Linked DNA regions of Homo sapiens: region 1 is linked to region 2. Evidence: chromatin contacts called from ENCODE Hi-C or POLR2A ChIA-PET data. All regions are on one chromosome and are shown on one strand. Each heading gives the region's core, a stretch centred on a gene start or an enhancer-like site at or near the end of the contact. The rest is flanking DNA. Distances are from core to core; before and after follow the strand shown.

Region 1 (5,119 bases), core at 2,010-4,509, 190 kb after region 2:
AAAAAAAAAAACAAAAAAAAAAATACAGATAACTCTTACAGGAGACGAGTATTTGAGTTTTACTTTAAAGAAAGGGAAAGACGCGGCCGGGCACGGTGGCTCACGCCTGTAATCCCAGCACTTTGGGAGGCCAAGGCAGACAGATCACGAGGTCAGGAGATCGAGACCATCCTGGCTAACACAGTGAAACCCTGTCTCTACTAAAGGTACAAAAAATTAGCCGGGCGTGGTGATGGGCCCCTGTAGTCCCAGCTACTCAGGAGGCTGAGGCAGGAGAATGGCGTGAACCCGGGAGGCGGAGCTTGCAGTGAGCCAAGACGGCGCCACTGCACTCCAGCCTGGATGACAGAGTCAGACTCTGTCTCAAAAAAAAAGAAAGGAAAAGATGCTTTTGGAGTTCTCAAGTACATATGCGTAAGCCCTAAATTCATTTTATTCCTAGAACTCCCGCCATAATTTGAATCTCTGAACAATTTTTTTTTTTTTTTTTGAGACAAAAGCTTGCTCTTATCCCCCAGGCTGGAGTGTGATGGCACTATCTCGGCTCACTGCAACCTCCGCCTCCCAGGTTCAAGCAATTCTCCTGCCTCAGCCCCCGCAGTAGCTGGGATTACAGGCACCCAGCACCACGCCCGGCTAGTTTTGGTATTTTTAGTAGAGATGGGGTTTCACCATGTTGGCCAGGCTGGTCTCGAACTCCTGACCTCAGGTGCTCCACCCGCCTCGACCTCTCAAAGTGCTGGGATTACAGGCATGAGCCACCGCGCCTGGCCTGAATCTCTGAACAGTGTTCTAAATTTGATATAGTACATGAAAAAGTCAAGACTTTTTCTATTTTTCCCATCCCTGGAATCATGTGCTCTATGAAATGACCATATCAAAGCTGGGCCACCACAAAACATTATTGGCTTTGCGGGAAACAGAGCAGCAGAGGCCTGACCCAATGGAAATCCTTCCTAGAGAACTAGGATCATGGCAAAGAGTGTCACATACTGAAAATAATAAGGCCCGGCGCAGTGGTCACGCCTGTAATCCCAGCACTTTGGGAGTCCGAGGTGGGCAGATCACGAGGTCAGGAGATTGAGACCATCCTGGCTAACACGGTGAAATCCCATCTCTACTAAAAATACAAAAAAAAATTAGCCGGGCTTGGTGGCGGGCGCCTGTAGTCCCAGATACTCGGGAGGCTGAGGCAGGAGAATGGCATGAACCTGGGAGGTGGAGCTTGTAGTGAGCCGAGATTGTGCCACCGCACTCCAGCCCGGGCAACAGGGTGAGACACCGTCTCCAAAAAAAAAAACAAAAAAAGAAAATAACAGTACAGCTGACTTTCTGTGCCCTCTCCCATTCCCACATCCATTTTTCTTTCATATTAGGATATAAACCCTTAGAATCAAACCTGCTTCCTTATGGTTTAGGAATGACAGTAATGTTCTTAGTCTTTGTAGAGATTAGCAATTAAAAAATAAAAAAGTCAAAGCAAACAAAATGACTTTTTTACTCTATTAGCGTTCTGCAACAAGAGTTAAGGACCATAAAAGACATCGGAGGGCTAGGCACAGTGGCTCACGCCTGTAATCCCAGTACTTTTCGAGGCTGAGGTGGATGGATTACTTGAGGTCAGGAGTTTGAGACCAGCCTGGCCAACATAGTGAAATCCCATCTCTACTAAAAATACAAAAATTAGCCGGGTGTGGTGGCAGATGCCTGTAATCCCAGCTACTCAGGAGGCTGAGGCAGGAGAATTGCTTGAACCCGGGAGGCGGAGGTTACAGTGACCGGAGATCGCACCATTGCCCTCCAGCCTGGGAGACAGTGCGAGACTCCATCTCAAAAAAAAAAAAAAAACAACAGACAGACATGGGAGAAGACATTACTACGTAATGAACTTAAGGTATAAGGAAGTAAACCAAGAGCTCCAAGTGCAAGATGTCCAGGCTTGGCATGTCTGGGTTGTAAGAGTTCAGCAGCCTGGCTCTACTTGTTTCTCTGCTTCCTTTTGTGGAAGTTCAAACCAGCTGACTCACAGTTACAGAGCGAGTCTCAAGTCATACCCTTAGAGAAGTGACAGCAAGAAAAGGCTTCGTTAAGTGGCCTGTATACAACCATAAAAAAATACAACAAAGAGAGTTGTCCCATTAATGTTCAGTAAGAGACAAAGACTAAAGATGGCTTATGACATAAAGTCTGAAAAAAAAAGAAATATTCAGTTGCTTACCAACTGCTGATACCCTTGTTTCTAAATAAATCTGAATTAGACTCCAAAAAAGCCTCAAAATATAAATAGTTAGAAACTACTGATATTCATTAAGATATTTTTATGGGGTATATTTGGAAACATAAGTGATGATCTGGCTTACCAATGGTGGGATCATGATCTTCTGGGAATCGGTGGCTGATGAACTGCATGGTCATGGCTTCAAAAGAAGAAATAAAAGTCAAATCCTCACAAAGGTGACCCACAGAGAGAATTTTAAGTATTAACATTGCAAGATAGCAAGTATCCCATCTGGTCATTTAAGTACTTTTCATCCATGCTTCCTGTCAAATGGAAAATGTTACCTACCACTCTTCCCTACACCACCAGCACCCAGCATCACTAGTTTGTACTCCCGTGAGAGCCCAGCGGGGCTGCTACAGCAGCTACCAACTGGGCGAGTTCCAGAATCCATTGTCCTCTTGGGGCCTTCCTCGGTTGCCCCGAGGAAAAGCCACCTAGAAAAGGAGGAGGAAATGCTTAATCCAGGATGGAGACACCACGGCGACAGCCCTCAAGCCAGTGCCTTACCTTTCCATACATATTCTGGCCTGTCCCTCTTACTCTGGCCTGTCCCTCTTGCTCACCACTGCACCCTTTCGGGTGGCCCTAAGAAACCCCCCCATCTTCACCCTCCCTCCTAGACAGTTCAGTCACATGACACATCACAGGTTTTACTTTTTCCAAAGAGAAAAATAAAAAGATACAAATAAATTTACGTCTCGGCACAGTAGGGACAAGGAGAAAGTTTTGGGAAGAAAGGGATGCGGCCCCTTAGGCCGCAGGGGTTCTCTCACGTCTGCGGTACCCAGAGGTTCCGCCCCCTCCCCATTCTCCTCCGAACCCCCTCCCCACCCCCAGCTGCTGCTCCGCCGCCAGACTCCCCACCCCTCTACCTCACAAGCCGACGCCCTGCTGCTCCTACTGGTCAGTGGGGACTGGAACACCACAGCCGGTCGGGTCACGCACTTCGTCTTCCTTCACTCGCGGAGGCTCCGGCACTGACCTGTGACCCCTCCCGCAACCGAGTAAGATGGCGCCACCGGCGCCCGAGTCGCGGAAGGAGGGGCGGGGCCACTCAGTGACGCCCACAGCCTGCCCCGCCCTCTTCCCGCCCCTCCCAGGTCCCTAAAACCCAGTTCCGGGACCCACCGCTGAAGGTCCTCTGGTCACCTACCCAACCTAGGGTGTATGCACTCACAGACAAGGGTATTTAATCACGAGTAGAAAGTAAATTATTTACACAAAAGGGAAGGGAGTACGTGATAAGAGACATGCAGGGACACTTAAATTAACAACTTACCGAGGGTTGTTTGCTGCTTGTGGGAAAAAAAAAAACCCAAAACTAATTTGACCCAATGTAATGAGAGGAAGGGAGGACAGGGGCACCCCCCAAATCCTCCTAAAACACAGGATTTCAGTCAAGTCTACCGGGGATGACTACTCATAGGAGAAAAATGACTTTCCTAAAGGAGCGGCCACAATGACTTTTGCTATTGAAACCTAAATTCATTCTCAGAAACCAGATGTTCACAACACTCCCTAATCAGAGTTCTGTATGTATTTTAAACACGTATAAGACACACAAAAACTTGTTTTAAATAAATGTACCACACTCTGGCAGGAAAGAGAGCTCTGAGTTAACAGAGGCCTTGAGTTAAATACAGAACTGAAGCGCAGCCACTATAACCATATTCCCCTCTATTTACGTAGCACAGGTGCTAGAAGAAACTGACACGAAAATTGTTCTCATGCAGCTCTGCCTACCACTGTTCTTTTTAAATGTCTTTCTGGGCCGGGCGGGCGCGGTGGCTCACACCTGTAATCCCAGCACTCTGGGAGGCCGAGGCAGGTGAGTCATGAGGTCAAGAAATAAGAGACCATCCTGGCCAACATGTAAAACCGTCTCTACTAAAAATACAAAAGAATTAGCTGGGTGTGGTGGCATGCGCCTATAAGTCCCAGCTACTCGGGAGGCTGAGGCAGGAGAATCACTTGAACCTGGGAGGTGGAGGTTGCAGTTAGCTGGCTGAGAGGGTGCCACTGCACTCCAGCCTGGCAACAGAGCAAAACTCCGTCTCAAAATTTAAGTCTTTCTGGCCAGGAGTGCTGGCTCACGCCTGTAATCCCAGGACTTTGGGAGGCTGAAGTGGGCTGATCACTTGAGGATCAGGAGTTCAAGACCAGCCTGGCCAAAATGGTGACTCCCTGTCTCTACTAAAAATATAAAAATTAGTTGGGCATGGTGGTAGGTGCCTATAATCCCAGCTACTCAGGAGGCTGAGGCTGGAGAACCACTTGAACCCAGGAGGTTGCGGTGAGCCAGGATTGCACCATTCCACTCCAGCCTGGGTGACAGAGCGAGACTCCATCTCAAAAAAAAATAAAATGTCTTTCCAAGAATAACATATTTCCTTTAAAACCCGCTTCATTCATGAAGTCCTTTTAATACGCTGTTAAATAAAGGAGGGCTAAAATATGAAAATGGAAAATATCCAGCATAATAATCCTTAACCTTTTCATTTGAACTTTAAGGGTACATTTTGCAGTTACATAACTCTGGGAACTATATGCAAACCTTGGGGTCTGTATATGTATTTTTCTGGTAATGTTATAGTTGCATTGTGCTATGAGTAAAAAAGTTTATGAATTTCAGTGTATGGATGGGTTGTGGAAGAAAACAGAGAAACCACAAGCAGAATATTTATAGATTTATTTATAATGAAATTATGGTCTAAATATTTACAACATATAGGAAACCAGAGGATAAGTTTATACAAAGCCAGCCTGCAAAGTATTCAAATGTGCAAAAATGACAGTTCAATATCTCAAACTATTCCTGGTTCAGCAGACTAGCTCCTT
Region 2 (4,912 bases), core at 708-3,207:
CCCACAAAAAGCTGCTTGGTGAGCCAGGTACAGTGGCTCACACCTATCATCCCAGCACTTTGGGAGGCTGAGGCAGGAGGATCGCGTGAGTGCAGCAAGTTGGAGAGCAGCCTGGGCAACATAGCAAGACCCTGTCTACAAAAAATTAAAAAAATTAGCTGGGCATAGTGGCATGCACCTGTAGTCCCAGCTACTTGGGAGCCTGAGATGGGAGCATGGCTTGGGCCTGGGAGTTTGAGACTACAGTGTGCCGTGATCGTGCCACTGCACTCCAGCCTGGGTGACAGAGCAAGACCCTGTCTTAAAAAAAAGAGAGAGAGAGAGAGAGAGAAGCTGCTTGGTGAGACTATAAAATACTGGTAGCTTTCATATGATAACCTATTTATTAAGCAACTCCCTTATTACACTATCCATTATATTTCTGTTCTCTTGCTTCTCCTGGCTGCATTCCCTAATCTTTTCCTCATAACACATCTTTTCACTTTCTACATAAGGTTTGTTATCCTTAAGCTCAGTTTTGGGGTTTTTCACTTACCATTTTGTTAGATTTGTCTACCGAAATCCGCCCCCTTCCCCTCCCTGTTGGTTCAGAGGTTTCGGTGTACAGTTCACTGAGTTACCTATAGAGCAGTTTGCTTTCACTTAGCTGTGTATTTGACATACTCCCTTATTACATGTCTCTAATGAAAGATCCTTTATTCCAGGGCACAATTAGCAGGAAAATTGTTACAGGGCATGTAATTATAGCTGTCACATAGTGAGGAGCATTGCACTGATCCCCTGATAACTGAGGTGACTGACAGAGAATGAGAATTACACAGTTTTGACAACCATTCATCGCTGTGCAAGCGCATTAAAAGAGCTTTCCTGCTTCAAGTTTGCTAATGGCTATGCTATGTATGCTCCTGAATAATCTCTGACAGAATTGTTTGTTTCCGTATAGGACAGACCCCTGATAAGGCAATACACAGACTGGAACAGATACAGAATATGAATAATGTCATTGGACTTAGTGAATTTTAAATAATAACAGGGATCCTTTTTACATAGAAGAAAAATGTTGCCGGGCGCGGTGGCTCACGCCTGTAATCCCAGCACTTTGGGAGGCAGAGGCGGGCGGATCATGAGGTCATGAGATCGAGACCATCCTGGCTAACACAGTGAAACCCCTACTAAAAATACACCTCTACTAAAAATACAAAAAATTAGCCAGGCGTGGTGGCGGGTGCCTGTAGTCCCAGCTACTCGGGAGGCTGAGGCAGGAGAATGGCGTAAACCCAGGAGGCGGAGCTTGCAGTGAGCCGAGATCGCGCCACTGCACTCCAGCCTGGGCGACAGAGTGAGACTCCATCTCAAAAAAAAAAAGAAAAATGTATGTTAGTGACATCCCTATTGCAGACATGGCTCACCTTCTCAGTGTTTTGGCAAGCATAAAAAGTTTGATTAGCCAGGTGTGGTGGCTCAAGCCTGTAATCCCAGCATTTTGGGAGGCAGAGGCGGGCAGATCACCTGAGTTCAGGAGTTCAAGACCAGCCTGGCCCATATGGTGAAATCTTGTTTCTACTAAAAATATAAAAAATCAGCCGGGTGTGGTGGCGCACGCCTGTAATCCCAGTTACTCAGGAAGCTGAGGCAGGAGAATCACTTGAACCTGGAAGGCGGAGGTTGTAGTGAGCCTGAGATCACGCCATTGCACTCCAGCTTGGGCAACAAGAGAGAAACTCCATCTCAAAAAAAAAAAAAAAAAGTTTGATAACCCCGTAACACTGAAATGGTTTCTCTTATAGTTGGACCCTGGGCGTTTTTTACACATGGGGACCCAGGCTCGCCAAAGCATTGCTGCTCACCTAGATAACCAGGTTCCAGTTGAGAGTCCGAGAGCTATTTCCCGCACCAATGAGAATGACCCGGTGAGTTACTAATATGTATATGGGGTTTCTCAGGGCTTATGATTTGTGTTCCTGTCCTCATTTTGCATAGGAAAACTGAAACTGAAAGAAGCTTAGTAGATTTGCATTTACTCAGATAGTGCACCTGAGATAGCACTCTGGAACCCAGATTCTCCCTGTCCCTGTCTGATACTGTGGTAACATACACTGGCCAGCTCGGTCTGTATCAGTTCCCATGTAATCTCTACTAGTGAATTCACCTAGTTCCACGGATTTTGCTGAGCATAGAGTTGTCGAATACTCAATACTTACTAAGTTTAATTTCTTACTGGGCAAGTTTACCAATTATTATTGCTTATATTATGTGTTGGGTGACAGGCTTTTTCTTAAAGGACCATGTAGTGAATATTTCAGGCCGATGGACTGAGATGATCTGTCACAAGTACTCAACTCTGCCATAAACAAATGGGTGTGAACATGTTCCAGTAAAACTCTATTTACAAAACAGGTGCCCAGCCATAACTTAACAAACTCTGGTATGGAGAGTACTAAAGAAATTAAACTACTTGCCCACAATTTTCTACCAGGGCAGGTTCAGAACCCAATTTTTCTAATAACCAATCTGGTGCTATTTTGCAGTTTTGTAAGTGGATTTCCTAGGGTCTGGAGAGGGAACTAACTTGGTTTGTTGTGAGAAGAGCAGCATTTAAAGTGAATTTTGTCTGCAGAAGCCAGGATTCCAGCAGTATCTAGTGTTGCATTTTCTAGTCCAGTTCCCCATTAGACTGGATATTGATTTCTTTTTGTTGCTGCCTCTCATAAATGAAATTAATTTGTGGTGTGTGCTGTAATGTTAGGAACCAATAGCTTTCTTTCCCTGCCCCTACCCTCTGAGTCTTCCCATCTTAATATAGTCTGTGTGGAAAGAAAAAGTAAACACCCATTACCCAAAACATGATCTCAGCAGGGTGTGTTTTAAATATATCTCTAGGCTTCGGCCATGCGGGGTGGCTCACGACTGTCATCCTAGCATTTTGGGAGGCCGAGGCAGGAGGATCACTTGAGGTCAGGAGTTCTAGACCAGCCTAGCCAACATGGCGAAAGCCTGTCTCTACTAAAAATACTAAAATTAGCTGGGTGTGGTGGCGGGCACCTGTAATCCCAGCTACTCAGGAGGCTGAGGCAGGAGAATTGCTTGAACCCAGGAGGCAGAAGTTGCAGTGAGCCAAGATCGCGCCACTGCACTCCAGGCTGGGCAAGAGAGCAAGACTCTGTCTTAAAAAGTATATATATATGGCTGAGTGAGGTGGCTCACGCCTGTAATCCCAGCATTTTGGGAAGCCAAGGCAGGCGGATCATGAGGTCAGGAGACTGAGACCATCCTGGCTAACACAGTGAGACCCCATCTCTACTAAAAATACAAAAAAAAATTAGTTGAGCATGGTGGCGGGCGCCTGTAGTCCTAGCTACTCGGGAGACTGAGGCAGGAGAATGGTATGAACCTGGAGGTGGAGCTTGCAGTGAGCTGAGATCGTGCTACTGCACTCCAGCCTGGGCGACAGTGCAAGACTCTGTCTCAAAAAAAAAAAAAGAAAGAAAGATAGATAGATAGATAGATAGATAGATAGATAGATAGATAGATATAGATATAGATGAAGATATATATATATACCATTCACCTCTTTTCACAAACACAAAATGAAGTAGAATAAATGAATCAAGCCACTGAAGTGTCTTTTCAGCTTTCTTTGTAATTGCAGTCCTTTTATCTGCCAATTCCTCTGGGGTTTCTATGGAAACAGCAGCATGCAGATGATCTTGTCACATGACTGGAGCATCTCTATACACAGCACAGAAGAATCCAGATGGCAAGAATTGTCTTTGCTACCCCTACATCTACGGTTTACTTTGATGAGCAATTGGCTTCATTATTTGGGCCACCACTTTTATATACATACTGGGTTTGAGGGCAGCAACCAGCATTCTTGGCTAAGATAAATGAGGCTGGGCACAGTAGCTTATGCCTGTAATCCCAGGACTTTGGGAGGCCTAGGTGGGAGGATCACTTGAGCTTAGGAGTTCTAGACTAGCCTAGGCAACATAGCAAGACCCTAACTCTAAAACAATTTTTTTTTTTTTTTTTTTGAGACAGAGTTTCACTCTTCTTGCCCAGGCTGGAGTGCAATGGCGCAGTCTCGTCTCACTGCAACCTCCACCTCCTGGGTTTAAATGATTTTCCTGTCTCAGCCTCCCAAGTAGCTGTGATTACAGGCATCCACCACCATGCCTGGCTAAGTTTTGTATTTTTAGTACAGATGGGGTTTTACCATGTTGGCCAGGCTGGTCTTGAATTCCTGACCTCAGGCAATCCGCTCACCTTGGCCTCCTAAAGTGCTGGGATTACAGGCATGAGCCACTGTGCCCAGCCAAAAAAATTTTCTTTTTCTTTTTCTTTTTTTTAGACGGAGCCTTGCTCTGTCACCCAGGCTGGAGTGCAGTGGCGTGATCTTGGCTCCCTGCATCCTCCACCTCCCGGGTTCAAGCAGTTCTCTGCCTCAGCCTCCCGAATAGCTGGGATTACAGGCGCCTGCCACCGTGCCTGGCTAATTTTTTGTATTTTTTGTAGAGACAGGCTTTCACCCTCTTGGCCAGGCTGGTCTTGAACTCCTGACCTCATAATCCACCCACCTTGGCCTCCCATAGTGCTGGGATGACAGGCATGAGCCACTGCACTCGGCCAAAAGTTTTTCAATTAGCAGTGCATAGTGGCATGCGCCTGTAGTCCCAGCTACTCGAGAGGTTTAGGTACAAGGATCACTTGAGCCCAGGAGGTCAAGGCTATAGTCAGCTGAGATCAGGCCACTGCACTCCAGTCTGGGCAACAGGCTTTCTCAAAACAATGGGAGATATCTTTTCCAGCTTTAAGAGATGAGTGGTCCAGGTGCAGTGGCTCACGCCTGTAATCCCAACACTGAGAGGCCAAAGTGGGAGGATCACTTGAGCTCAGGAGTTCAAGACCAACC

Evidence for each region. Hi-C counts contacts between places; a loop is a spot of excess contacts on that map. ChIA-PET counts read pairs that join two places held with the same protein, here RNA polymerase II (POLR2A). Pooled maps may share reads with other maps.
Region 1: a loop to region 2 is called in a pooled map, with 2.6 times the contacts of the local background. The contact joins the promoter of RIT1 here to the enhancer-like site in region 2. A Hi-C loop is called at or near these places in 2 of 50 pooled maps. POLR2A ChIA-PET finds 5 or more read pairs at or near these places in 5 of 52 experiments (AG04450, HEK293, Panc1 and 2 more).

What each region holds. Positions count from the first base shown.
Region 1 is chr1:155,908,090-155,913,208 of GRCh38, forward strand. It overlaps RIT1 (Ras like without CAAX 1), which reads right to left and starts at 3,260. Exons shown (of 6, transcript NM_006912.6): 1 at 3,154-3,260; 2 at 2,567-2,715; 3 at 2,361-2,417. The coding sequence starts at 2,672. It overlaps KHDC4 (KH domain containing 4, pre-mRNA splicing factor), which reads right to left. Exons shown (of 14, transcript NM_014949.4): 14 at 4,956-5,119.
Region 2 is chr1:155,715,219-155,720,130 of GRCh38, forward strand. It overlaps DAP3 (death associated protein 3), which reads left to right. Exons shown (of 13, transcript NM_004632.4): 3 at 1,788-1,910. Among named protein-coding and RNA genes, the nearest start is that of DAP3, 29 kb to the left of the region's middle. Within about 2 kb of position 1,958, at least 2 of the 41 ENCODE cell types and tissues checked have a DNase peak (open chromatin) inside an H3K27ac peak, as active enhancers do.